Regions from separate parts of the Homo sapiens genome. Here region 1 is linked to region 2. The links are chromatin loops, found by intact Hi-C in ENCODE. Cell type or tissue: B cell. All regions are shown on one strand. Links, peaks and the distances in the headings refer to the core of each region. The heading gives the core; the rest is flanking DNA.

The links. Peaks named below come from ENCODE experiments on the same cell type or tissue, not always from the same donor. Only the 100,000 strongest peaks of a DNase experiment are listed, where the experiment ranks them.
Region 1: it touches region 2 in a loop (4-fold over the local background); 26 of 110 quality-filtered maps call a loop at or near these places.

What each region holds. Positions count from the first base shown.
Region 1 is chr19:17,445,518-17,451,056 of GRCh38, reverse strand. It overlaps TMEM221 (transmembrane protein 221), which reads left to right and starts at 2,389. Exons shown (of 3, transcript NM_001190844.2): 1 at 2,389-2,914. The coding sequence starts at 2,595. RefSeq lists a silencer at 2,256-2,375. In B cell, for the core only: CTCF peaks have their summits at 2,114 and 2,317 (motif pointing right); DNase peaks (open chromatin) are centred at 2,256, 2,929 and 3,305; H3K4me3 peaks cover 599 bases; H3K27me3 peaks cover 2,922 bases.
Region 2 is chr19:17,852,587-17,858,125 of GRCh38, reverse strand. No RefSeq gene overlaps it. Among named protein-coding and RNA genes, the nearest start is that of RPL18A, 4.6 kb to the left of the region's middle. In B cell, for the core only: CTCF peaks have their summits at 2,167 and 2,373 (motif pointing right); a DNase peak (open chromatin) is centred at 2,365.

The DNA.
Region 1 (5,539 bases), core at 272-5,271, 410 kb after region 2:
GGGGGACTGAGGTGAGAGAATCACTTGGGTATAAAGAGTTTGAGACCAGACCAACATAACAAGACCCCATCTCTATGAAAAAAAAAAAAAAACTTAAAAATTAGCCAGGCATGCTGATGCTTGCCTGTGGTCCCAGCTACTTGGGGAGAGGCTGAGGCAGAAAGATCACTTGAGCAGGAGGTCAAGGCTGTAATGAGCTATGATCACACCACTGCAATCCAGCCTGGGTGACAGAGCAAGGCCCTGATAAAAAAAAAAAGAAGAAGGAGGAGGAGGAGACGAGGAGGAGGAAGAAAGGAGGAGGAGGAGAAGGAAGGGAGGAGGAGGAGGAGAAGGAAGAGGAGGAGGAGGAGGGCAGGAGGAAACACGTGTTGGGGAGGATGTGCAGAAAATTATTTTTAAAAACCTCAGACATTGCTGGTGGAAATGGAAAACGGTGCAGCTGCTGTGGAAAAGTTTGAGGGTTCCACAAAGAGTTAAAATAGAGTAACTATGTGACTCAGCAACTCCACTCCTAGGAGTCCACGCCCCACAAGAATTGACAGCAGTGACTCAAGAAGATACCTGTGCACACATGTTTATAGCAGCATTAGTCACCTTCACCAAAAGGAACCAACAACACAAATACCCATCAATGGATGAACGGATGAACACAATGTGTTCCAGACACGCTATGGAATATTACGCAGCCATAAAAAGGAATGAGGCACTGATCCATGCTACAACCTCGATGAACCTTGAGTACATCATGCAGAGTGAGAGAAGCCAGAATGCCACCTCTTGTATGACTCCATTGATATGAAGTGTCCAGAACAGGCAAATCGACAGAGACAAGAAGTAGATTAATGGTTGTGAGCCACTTGAGGAGGGGGAATGGGGAGTGGCTGGTAATGGGGATGGGGTCTCCTTTTGGGGGGATGAAAATCTTCTGGAGCTAGACAGAGGTAATGATTGTACAACACTAAATGCCACTGAATAAAATGATTAATTTTATGTTATGTAAGTTTCATCTCGATTTTTTTAAAGTGCTGTGCGAATAATTTGGGGGACCAGTTGGGGAAGGGATCCAGGATTCTCCCTAGCCTCCTAGAGGAAGCAACGGTTACCCAAAGGCTTGAAGGAAGTAAGCAGAGGGGAAATCACAGCCAATGACAGAGTCCCTGGGTTGAGATCAAATGAAAAGTGAATTTTTAAATTTTGTTATTTCTTTTTTGAGACACAGCCTCGCTCTGTCACTCAGGCTGGAGTGCAGTGGCGTGATCTCAGTTCACTGCAGCCTCGACCTCCTGGGCTCAAGCGATCCTCCTGTCTCAGTCCCGAAAGTAGCTGGGTCCACAGGCGTGCACCACCACACCAGGCTGACTTCCTTATTTTTTGTAGAGATGGGGTCTGGCTATGTTGCCCAGGCTGGTCTCAAACTCCTGGGCTTAAGCCATCCTCCTGCCTCAGCCTCCCAAAGTGCTGGGATTACAGTTGTGAACCACCTCACCCAGCCCTTTCTCTCTCTCTCTCTTTTTTTTTTTTTTTTTTTTTGATGGAGTCTTACTCTGTCAGCCAGGCTGGAGTGTGCAGTGGTGCAATCTCGGCTCACTGCAACCTCCGCCTCCCTGATTCAAGCATTCCTCCAACCTCAGCCTCCCGAGTAGCTAGGATTACAGGCCATGCACCACTACGCCGGGCTAATTTTTTTTTTTTTTTTTTTTTTTAGTAGAGACGGGGGTTTCACCATGTTGGCCAGGCTGGTCTTGAACTCCTGACCTCAAGTGATCCGCCCACCTCGGACTCCTAAAGTGCTGAGATTACAAGCGAGAGCCACCGCGCCCGGCCTCCTTTCTCTTTATTTTTTATTTTTTAATTAATTAATTAATTAATTTTGAGACGGAGTCTCGCTCTGTCGCCCAGGCTGCAGTGCAATGGCGTAATCTCAGCTCACTGAAACCTCCGCCTCCTGGGTTCAAGCAATTCTCCTGCATCAGCCTCCCGAGTAGCTGGGATTACAGGCTCCGGCCACCACGCCCGGCTAATTTTTGTATTTTTAGTAGAGACGGGGTTTCACCATATTGGCCAGGCTGGTCTGGAACTCTTGACCTTGTGATCCGCCCGCCTCGGCCTCCCAAGGTGCTGGGATTACAGGCGAGAGCCACCGCCCCCGGCCTCCTTTTTCTTGTTTTAAACCACAATACAATCGATGCTTAGGGCGGCAGGGGGCGGGGTGGTGCCCTTTTCTGAACTTAGCGAGCTGTGGGGTTCCCGCGATCCAGTCCCTAGTGGGGCCTCCCCGCCCTGCGCCCGGTGCCAGGCCCCGCCCCGCCAGGCCCAGCGGACCAAGAGGGGGCGCCCGCGGGGCCCCGGGAGGGAGGAGAAAAGACTTTGTCCCAAGTTTTCGCGGAGATTCGGCGTCCCGGCTGCGACCAGCACCCCGGAGCCCCCGTCCGTCTGGCGACCCCCAGCCCAGTCCCCGAACTTTCAGACACTCCCTGCGGCCCCGCCCCCTCGGGGACCCCCTGAGGACCCTCGGATTCCCCCCAACTCCCCTGCCCTCTAAAACCACTTCAATTCCTCAACTCTTCCCCCGGCCCGCAGGAACCCCCGCCATGGCCCGTTCTTACGGCGGCCGGGTGCTGGCTGCAATGACCCTGCTGGGCATCGCGGCGGCCGTGCTGGCGGCGCTGGGCGCGCAGCTGCTGTTTCAGCTGCAGGCGGGCCGCGCCGAGCTGCGGGGGCTGCGCGCCGAGGGGCTGGGCCAGGAGCTGGGCGCCGGCCCCGGGCTGCCAGAGGACGCGGCCGGGACGCTGCTGCCGCTGGCCGCCGCGCTGGCCGCGCTGGTGCTCGTGCTGGGGTTCACCTGCTTGCTGCTCGCCGCGCTCTGTGGCCACCTGGGCGCCGAGCTGGCGCGGGGGCCTGGCCCCAGGAGGTAGGAGGACTGGCCTCACCGCCTCGGAGGCCCGGCTGGGGGCTGGGTGAGCCTGGTTGAGCCTCTTCCCCTCTTTTGGCCTCAGGCTGGGGGGACAGCTTCCCTCCCCACTTCCCTCTCCCCACCACTCCATGTCTCTCTGCCTCCCTCCTTTCCTCTCCTCCTCCCTCCTTCCCTCCCTCCATTCTATATTTGTTCAATTTTGCAGCAGGTGCAACCACTGCTGTGTCTCGCATTTTGCAGATGAGGAAACTGAGGCTCAAAGAGGGTCCAGGATCAGCTTGCCTGGATCTCAAACAGGGGAGGCTGAGCTCTCAGGCTGTCTGGCTTGGAAGTGGGTGGGAGGCGGGACAGTGCTGGACTTGAACTTGGTTCTGGGTAGAGCCAGCCAGAGCCTGTGTCCTGGTCTGAAATTGAGTTCCTTCCTCAGGGACCTGAACTCAGTCAGGGATGTGGTCATTGAGGGACCCCTATCAGGGGCAGTGGTTGTGGAAGGAGGAACCCTCCTTGAGCTGAGGACTCCGCTGTCCCACATGGTAGTGTTTCTCTCCAGAATGTCGGGGGAGAGGAGCCCAAATTCTAGTCCAGAATTCTGTGAAATTGAGCAGATGAGAACTCCCACCATTGAGGTAGATCCTATCCAGACCATGCACCTTCCACCCAAGGGACAATGAAATGCATGGGTCCCACGGGTCAGCAAACATCTGTTGGGTGCCTGCCTGCAGGGGAATGGATCTGGCTCAGGGCATCAGAGACAGCGGGGACCAAGTGGACCCAGACCTGCTCTCATGGGGTCACAGAAAATAAGGAAACATAACAAGGACAAGGCATGGTGGTTCACACCTGCAATCCCAGCCCTTTGGGAGGCAGAGGCAGGAGGATCATTTGAGGCCAGGAATTTTTTTTTCTTTTTTTTTTTTTGAGACAGAGTCTTGCTCTGTCACCCAGGCTGGAGTGCAGTGGCGCTATCTCGGTTCACTGCAGCCTCCACCTCTTGGGTTCAAGCGATTCTCCCACCTTAGCCTCCCGAGTAGCTGGGATTACAGGTGCCCACCACCATACCCAGCTAATTTTTGTATTTTTAGTAGAGGCGGGGTTTCACCATGTTGGCCAGGCTGGTCTTGAACTCCTGACCTCAAATGACCCACCCACCTTGGCCTCCCAAAGTGCTGGGAGGCCAGGAATTTGAGACCAGCCTGGGTAATATAGCAAGACCTTGCCTCTACAAAAAGAAAAAATAATAATTAGCTAGGTGTGGTGGTGCATGCCTGTAGTCCCATACACTTAAGAGGCTGAGGCAAGAGGATCCCTTGAGCCCAGGAGGTCAAGGCTGCAGTGAGCCATGATCATGCTTATGAATAACCACTGCACTCTAGTTTGGGCAACATAGTGAGACCTCATCTCTAATAATAATAATAATAGCAGATGGTAATGAGTGCTGAGAAGGAAAGGAAACAGAGAGATGGGATAGAGAGGAGATAGGACTTTGGGATTTCTTCTGCTAAGGAGGGTTGTGAGTAAGGAGGAAGGTGATCTGATTTAGGTTTTGAATGACCACCTCTAGCCACTGTGCTGAAAAGGGGACAGGAGGGAAGGCGACAGGAAGATGGGGAAGGCGTCCACTTTCATTATACTGGTGGGAGCTGAGTGAGGATGGAAGCTCTTATAGCCTCCACTTCCTCCTCAATCAGTCTCACCTCTTGGGGTCGCGGTTTGTATCATCAATAACAGCATGTGAAACTCAGTTTCCTCATCTCTCAAAGAAGCTTGTAGTCTGTAAAATAATGGAAGCCAGGTGTGTAGCAAGTATCTGCACATAGTAGCTGCATCCTGAGTGTTGAGTGTTTGAGTGGACTCATGCATATAGATGGGTTATAGGGGAAAGAGAATGGATGGTGGATGGATCGAAGTAAGGAAGGATGAATGGATGGATGGATAGATGGATGGATGGATGGATGAGGGGTGGATGGATAGTGAATGGAAGATGGATGACCAGTGGATGGGTGGGTGAGGGATGGATAGATAGGATAGCAGAGGGTGTTTAAATGAATGGATGGATGGATGAATAGCACATGGTTAAATGGATGGAAGGCTGTATATGAGTGCTGGTCAAATAATCAATGAATATGAATGGTAAATGGATGGTGGACACTGACTTGGAAAAATGGATGTGTGGATGGATGGAGCATAGATAAATGGATAGATATCAGATAGTGGATGGTGGATATCTAAATGATTGTATGGATGGATGAATGGGTGGGGCCGATGGATGGATAAGTGGATGGATGAATGAATTGATAAGTGGATGGATGAATGAATGAGTGGATGGATGACTGGTTTGATGGATGGATAAGTGAATGGATGGATGGATAAGTGGATGGATGGATGAGTGGAAGTATGGATGGATGGATGGGTGGATGGATAAGTGGACAGATGGATGAATGGGTGGATGAATGGATGAATGGATAAATGGATGGATGGATGGATGGGTAAGTGGGTGGATGGATGAATGGGCATATGGATGGATGGGTGGATGGATGGATGAGTGGACAAATGGGTGAATGGGTGGATAAATGGATGAATGGATGAATGGATAAATGGGTGGATAGATGGATGGATGGGCTG
Region 2 (5,539 bases), core at 333-5,332:
GTTGTTGTTGTTGTTGTTTTGAGATGGAGTTTAGCTCTGTCGCCCAGGCTGGAGTGCAGCAGCGTGATCTCAGCTCACTGCAACCTCTGCCTCCCAGGTTCAAGCGATTCTCCTGCCTCAGCCTCCCGAGTAACTGGGACTACAGGCGTGCACCACCACGCCTGGCTAATTTTTTGTATTTTTAGTAGAGATAGGGTTTTACTGGGTTGGCCAGGCTGGTCTCAGATTCCTGACCTCAGGTGACCCACCCGCCTCGGCCTCCCAAAGTGCTGGGATTACAGGCATGAGCCACCGCACCCAGCCTGTTTTTTTGTTTGTTTTTTGTTTTTTTGAGACAGAGTCTCGCTCTGTCACCCAGGCTAGATTGCAGTGGCATGATCTCGGCTCACTGCAACCTCCACCTCCCAGGTTCGAGCAATTCTCCTGCTTCAGCCTCCTGAGTAGCTGAGATTACAGGCGTGCACCACCACACCCGGCTAATGTTTTGTATTTTTAGTAGAGAGGGGGTTTCACCATGTTGGCCAGACTGGTCTCGAACTCCCAACCTCAGGTGATATGCCCACCTCAGCCTCCCAAAGTGCTGGGATTGCAGGCATGAGCCACCGGGCCCGGCCAATATATAGTTTTGTACAATTGCTTTTTAAATATGTTAAGAGGCAAAGAGAGAAGAAATTTGCATTTATGCTACATTTTATTTTTATTTATTTATTTTGAGACAGGGTCTCACTCCATTACCCAGGCTGGAGGGCAGTGGTGCAATCTTGGCTCATTGCAACCTCTGCCTCCCAGGTTCAAATGATTCTCCTGCCTCAGCCTCCCAAGTAGCTGAAATTGCAGATGTGCGGCACCATGCCTGGCTAATTTTTTTTTTAATTTTTAGTAGAGACAAGAGTTTCGCCATGTTGGCTATGGCTGGTCTTGAACTCCTGACCTCAAGTGGTCTGCCCGTCATGGCCTCCGAACATGCTGGGATAACAGGCATGAGCCACTGTCACTGGCAGATCTTATTTTTATTTATTTATTATTATTATTTTTTGAGACGGAGTCTCACTCTGTCACCCAGGCTGGAGTGCAGTGGCGTGATCTCAGTTCACTGCAATCTCCGCCTCCCGGGTTCATGCCATTCTCCTGCCTCAGCCCCCTCGAGTAGCTGGGACTACAGGTGCCCGCCACCATGCCCGGCTAATTTTTTGTATTTTTAGTAGAGATGGGGTTTCACCATGTTAGCCACGATGGTCTCAATCTCCTGACCTCGTGATCTGCCTGCCTCGGCCTCCCAAAGTGCTGGGATCATGGGCGTGAGCCATTGTGCCCAGCCTTATTTTTTTGATACAGGATCTCACTCTGTTGCCCAGGCTGGAGTGCAGTGGCGAGATCTCTGTTCACTGCAGCCTCGAACTCCCAGGTTCAAGAGATTCTCCCACCTCAGACCTCCCGAGTAGTTAGGACGGATGCCATGAAACCCAGCTAAGTTTTATATTTTTTTCCTTAAACTCCTGACCTCGTGATCCACCCGCCTCGGCCTCCCAAAGTGCTGGGATTACAGGTGTGAGCCACCGTGCCCGGCCAAGTTTTGTATTTTTTGTAGAGACAAGGTCTCTCTGTGTTGCCCAGGCTGGTCTTGAACTCCTAGGCTCAATTGATCTGCCCACCTCAGCCTCCTGAAGTGTTGGGATTACAGGCGTGAGCCAAAGCACCCGGCCTTATGCAATCTTTTAAAATTACATACATTACCTTTATATGTGTTCTTCAGATTTTCACGTGGATTGGAATACATGTCTGGGGTCCCTTGTTTTCAGCCTAAAGAATTTATTTTGGGTGGGTACGGTGGCTCTCGCCTGTAATCCCAGCACCTTGCGAGGCCCAGGTGGGTGGATCACCTGAGGTCAGGAGCTCGAGACCAGCCTGGCCAACATGGTGAAACCCCGCTTCTATTAAAAAATACAAAAATTAGCTGGGTATTGTGGCGGGTGCCTGTAGTCCCAGCTACTTGAGAGGCTGAGGCATGAGAATCGCTTGAGCCTGGGAGTCGGAGGTTGCAGTGAGCCGAGATTGTGCCACTGTACTCCAGCCTGGGCAACAGAGTGAGACTCTGTCTCGAAAAAATATACATTTTTTTAGTATTTCTTGTGAGGTGGGCAAATTAACTTTTGCACTAAAATCTTTAGCCCAACTGTAGCACAGGTGGTTAGTTACCCAGTCCCTTCCTGGTGGACACTTAGACTGTGAAAATTCGGAAAACTGATGGGCGTGATGCGGGGCAGGGAGGCCAGGGGAGCAGGTCAGCCCTCCTCTGGCTGGGCTTTTCGGGGCAGGACGTCAGGTGAGAGGCGGCTCTATCCCAACAGCGCTGCCGCGAGTGTCCACCAGGTGGCAGCAGAACCATGTCCCATCTGCGGTGGCCCAGCTGAGGCCAAGCGCTAGACCGTTGAATGATACACAACCAGGTTCAAATCTTACCGATGGTTCGCTGGCCGCGTTGCCGCTCTGGGCCTCAGTTTCCCCTTCCACAAAATGAGGCCAATAATAGTCGCCAGCTTTTAGGGTTGTTGTGAGATTTAAATGGCGTATGATTGTTTGGACTGGGAAGGTTGAGGCCCTGCCCTTCCCTCTGTGCTGGAACTCACCGCTCTGGCCTCAGTTTCCCCAAAGTGCTGAGCGGCTACAAGCAGGTGGAAAGAGATGCTGGAAAGGGCAGAGCGCAGCCTGGAGCACAAATTGGATCCTGGGACAGCAGGAACGGGGCAGGAAAAGGAATTTAGGGAGGACAGGGGAGGAGGAAGAAGACGAGAGGGAGATCCCTGAGACCCAGCCCTGGCCTTGGGGCCTCGTGCTTCTGCCTTCAAGGCCTGGGTTGGAGTGGAGGGAGGGGCATGCCAGGGTGGGGAAGGGCACGGGTCGTGATGTGCTGTTTGTTTCAAAGCTTTATTATTTTTCTTTAGTTTCTTTTTTTTTTTGAGATGGAGTCTCACTCTGTTCCCCAGGCTGGAATGCAATGGCGTGATCTCATCTCACCGTAGCCTCTGCCTCCCAGGTTCAAGCGATTCTCCTGCCTCACCCTCCAGAGTAGCTGGGATTACAGGCACCCATCATCATGCCTGGCTAATTTTTGTAGAGACAGGGTTTCTTGTTTCCTTTTTTTTTTTTTTTTTGAGACGGAGTCTCACTCCATTGCCAAGGCTGGAATGCAGTGGCACAATCTCAGCTCACTGCAGCCTCTGCCTCCTGGGTTCAAGCCATCCTCTCCTGCCTCAGCCTCCTGAGTAGCTGGGATTACAGGCATCTGCCTCCACGCCCGGCTAATTTTTGTAATTTTAGTAGAGACGGGGTTTCACCATGTTGGACAGGCTGGTCTTGAACTCCTGACCTCAGATAATCCACCCACCTCAGCCTCCCAAAATGCTGGGATTACAGGCGTGAGCCACCGCGCCCGGCCCAGAGCTTTATTATTTTTCTTTTTGGTTGGGCACAGTGGCTCATATCTGTAACCCCAGCACTTTGGGAGGCTGAAGCGGGCAGGTCACTTGAGGTCAGGAGTCGAGACCAGCCTGGCCAACATGGTGAAACCCCGTCTCTACCAAAAATACAAAAATTAGCTGGGTGCAGTGACACACACCTGTAATCCCAGCTACTCGGGAGGCTGAGGCACGAGAATCACTTGAACCCTAGAGGCAGAGGTTGCAGTGAACCAAGATCATGCCGCTGCACTCCAGCCTGGGCAACAGAGTGAAACTGTCTTAATTTAAAAGAAAAAAAAAAGCTTTATTATTTTTCTTTCTTTTACATGTTGTCGGTGCCTGAGTGATGCCGTGGCCCCGGCTTCCTAGTGACACACCTGGCCTGGCAGGATTCCTCTGCCCCCACCTCGGGCCATGCAGGAATCTGACCTGAGCAGGCTGGTCCTGGGCTACTCTGTGTCTCTGTTATCACCATCCAGTGGGGCCCAGGCGAGGAGTTCCTGGTTAGCAGGGCTGTCCAAGGGCACCCCTGTCCCCCCTGTCTTTTTCCCAGGGACTTTGAAGGCACCAGTTTGTTCATCCAGGATCCTGGGCCAAGCCACAGCTTGGATCACGGAGCGTTCACAATGCTGATGTGCCTCATCCTTCCCACTCTTTCCCTCATCTCAGTTACTGGCACCAGTGCCTTCCCAAGGCTGGGCCCAAGACACCCAAATCTTGGTTTCTGACCGTTGGTCCTCAAAACACTGCAAAGCCACCCACTTGTATGCACTCCGGACTCCAGGTCCCTGGCCTTCTTTTTTTTTTTTTTTTTTTTTTGAGATGTAGCCTCTTTCCTGTCACGCAACCTTGAGTGCAATGCAGTGGCGCGATCTCAGCTCACTGCAACCTCCACCTCCCGAGTTCAAGCGATTCTCCTTCCTCAGCCTCCAGAGTAGCTGAGATTACAGGCGTGCGCCACCACACCCAGCTAATTTTTGTATTTTTAGCAGAGACGGGGTTTTACCATGTTGGCCAGGCTGGTCTTGAACTCCTGACCTGAGGTGATCCACCCACCTTGGCCTCCCGAAGTGCTAAGATTACAGGCATGAGCCACTGCACCCGGCCTTTTTTTTTTTTTTTTTTTTTTTTGAGACAGAGTTTTGCTCTTGTTGCCTAGGCTGGAGTGCAATGGTGTGATCTCGGCTTACCGCAGCCTCCACCTCCTGGGTTCAAGCGATTCTCCCACCTCAGCCTCCCAAGTAGCTGGAATTACAGGCATGCACCACCACATCCAGCTAATTTTGTTTTGTCAGTGGAGATGGGGTTTCTCCACGTTGATCAGGCTGGCCTCAAACTCCTGACCTGGGACTACAGGTGTGCACCACCATGCCCAGCTAATTTTTGTGTTTTTTTTGGTAGAGGTGGTGTTTCGCCACATTGCCCAGGCTGGTCTCAAACACAAGTTGTTTGTCAGAGACCAGCCTGCAATTCTCCCAGGGTGCTGGGATTACAGGCGTGAGCTACCATGCCCAGCCTAGGGGCCTCTTTTATAAGGGCATTAATCCCATTCATGAGAGCTCAACCCTCATGATCTAATCACCTCTTAAAAGGTTCCGATTCTGAATACCACCGCCTTCGAGGTTAGGATTTCAATGTATTAATTTTGGGGAGACGCAAACTCTCAGACCATCACAGTATTTTATCTTTTTCAGTGCTGCTGCAAAGGAAATTTTTCAAAATTTTTTTATGTTCCAATTGTTTGCTGCTGGTGTATAAAAATTCAATTGACTTTTGTATTGAATTCAACGGACTTTTTAAACCTGGTAACTTGCTGAATTTATGTATTAATTTCAGTAGTTGTCTTATAGATTCCCTTGGGTTTTTGACATAAACAATCATATCATCAGCAAATAGCAACAGTTTTATTTACCTTTTTTTTATTACTTATTTTATTCTGTTTTGCTTGTTACAGAATCTTGCTATGTTGCCTTTAAATTCTTGGGCTCCCATTTCAGCTTCTCCAGTAGCTGAGGCTACAAGCATGTATCACCATGCCCAGCCACACCTGACTTGTTTATTTTTCTCATATATTTTTTTGT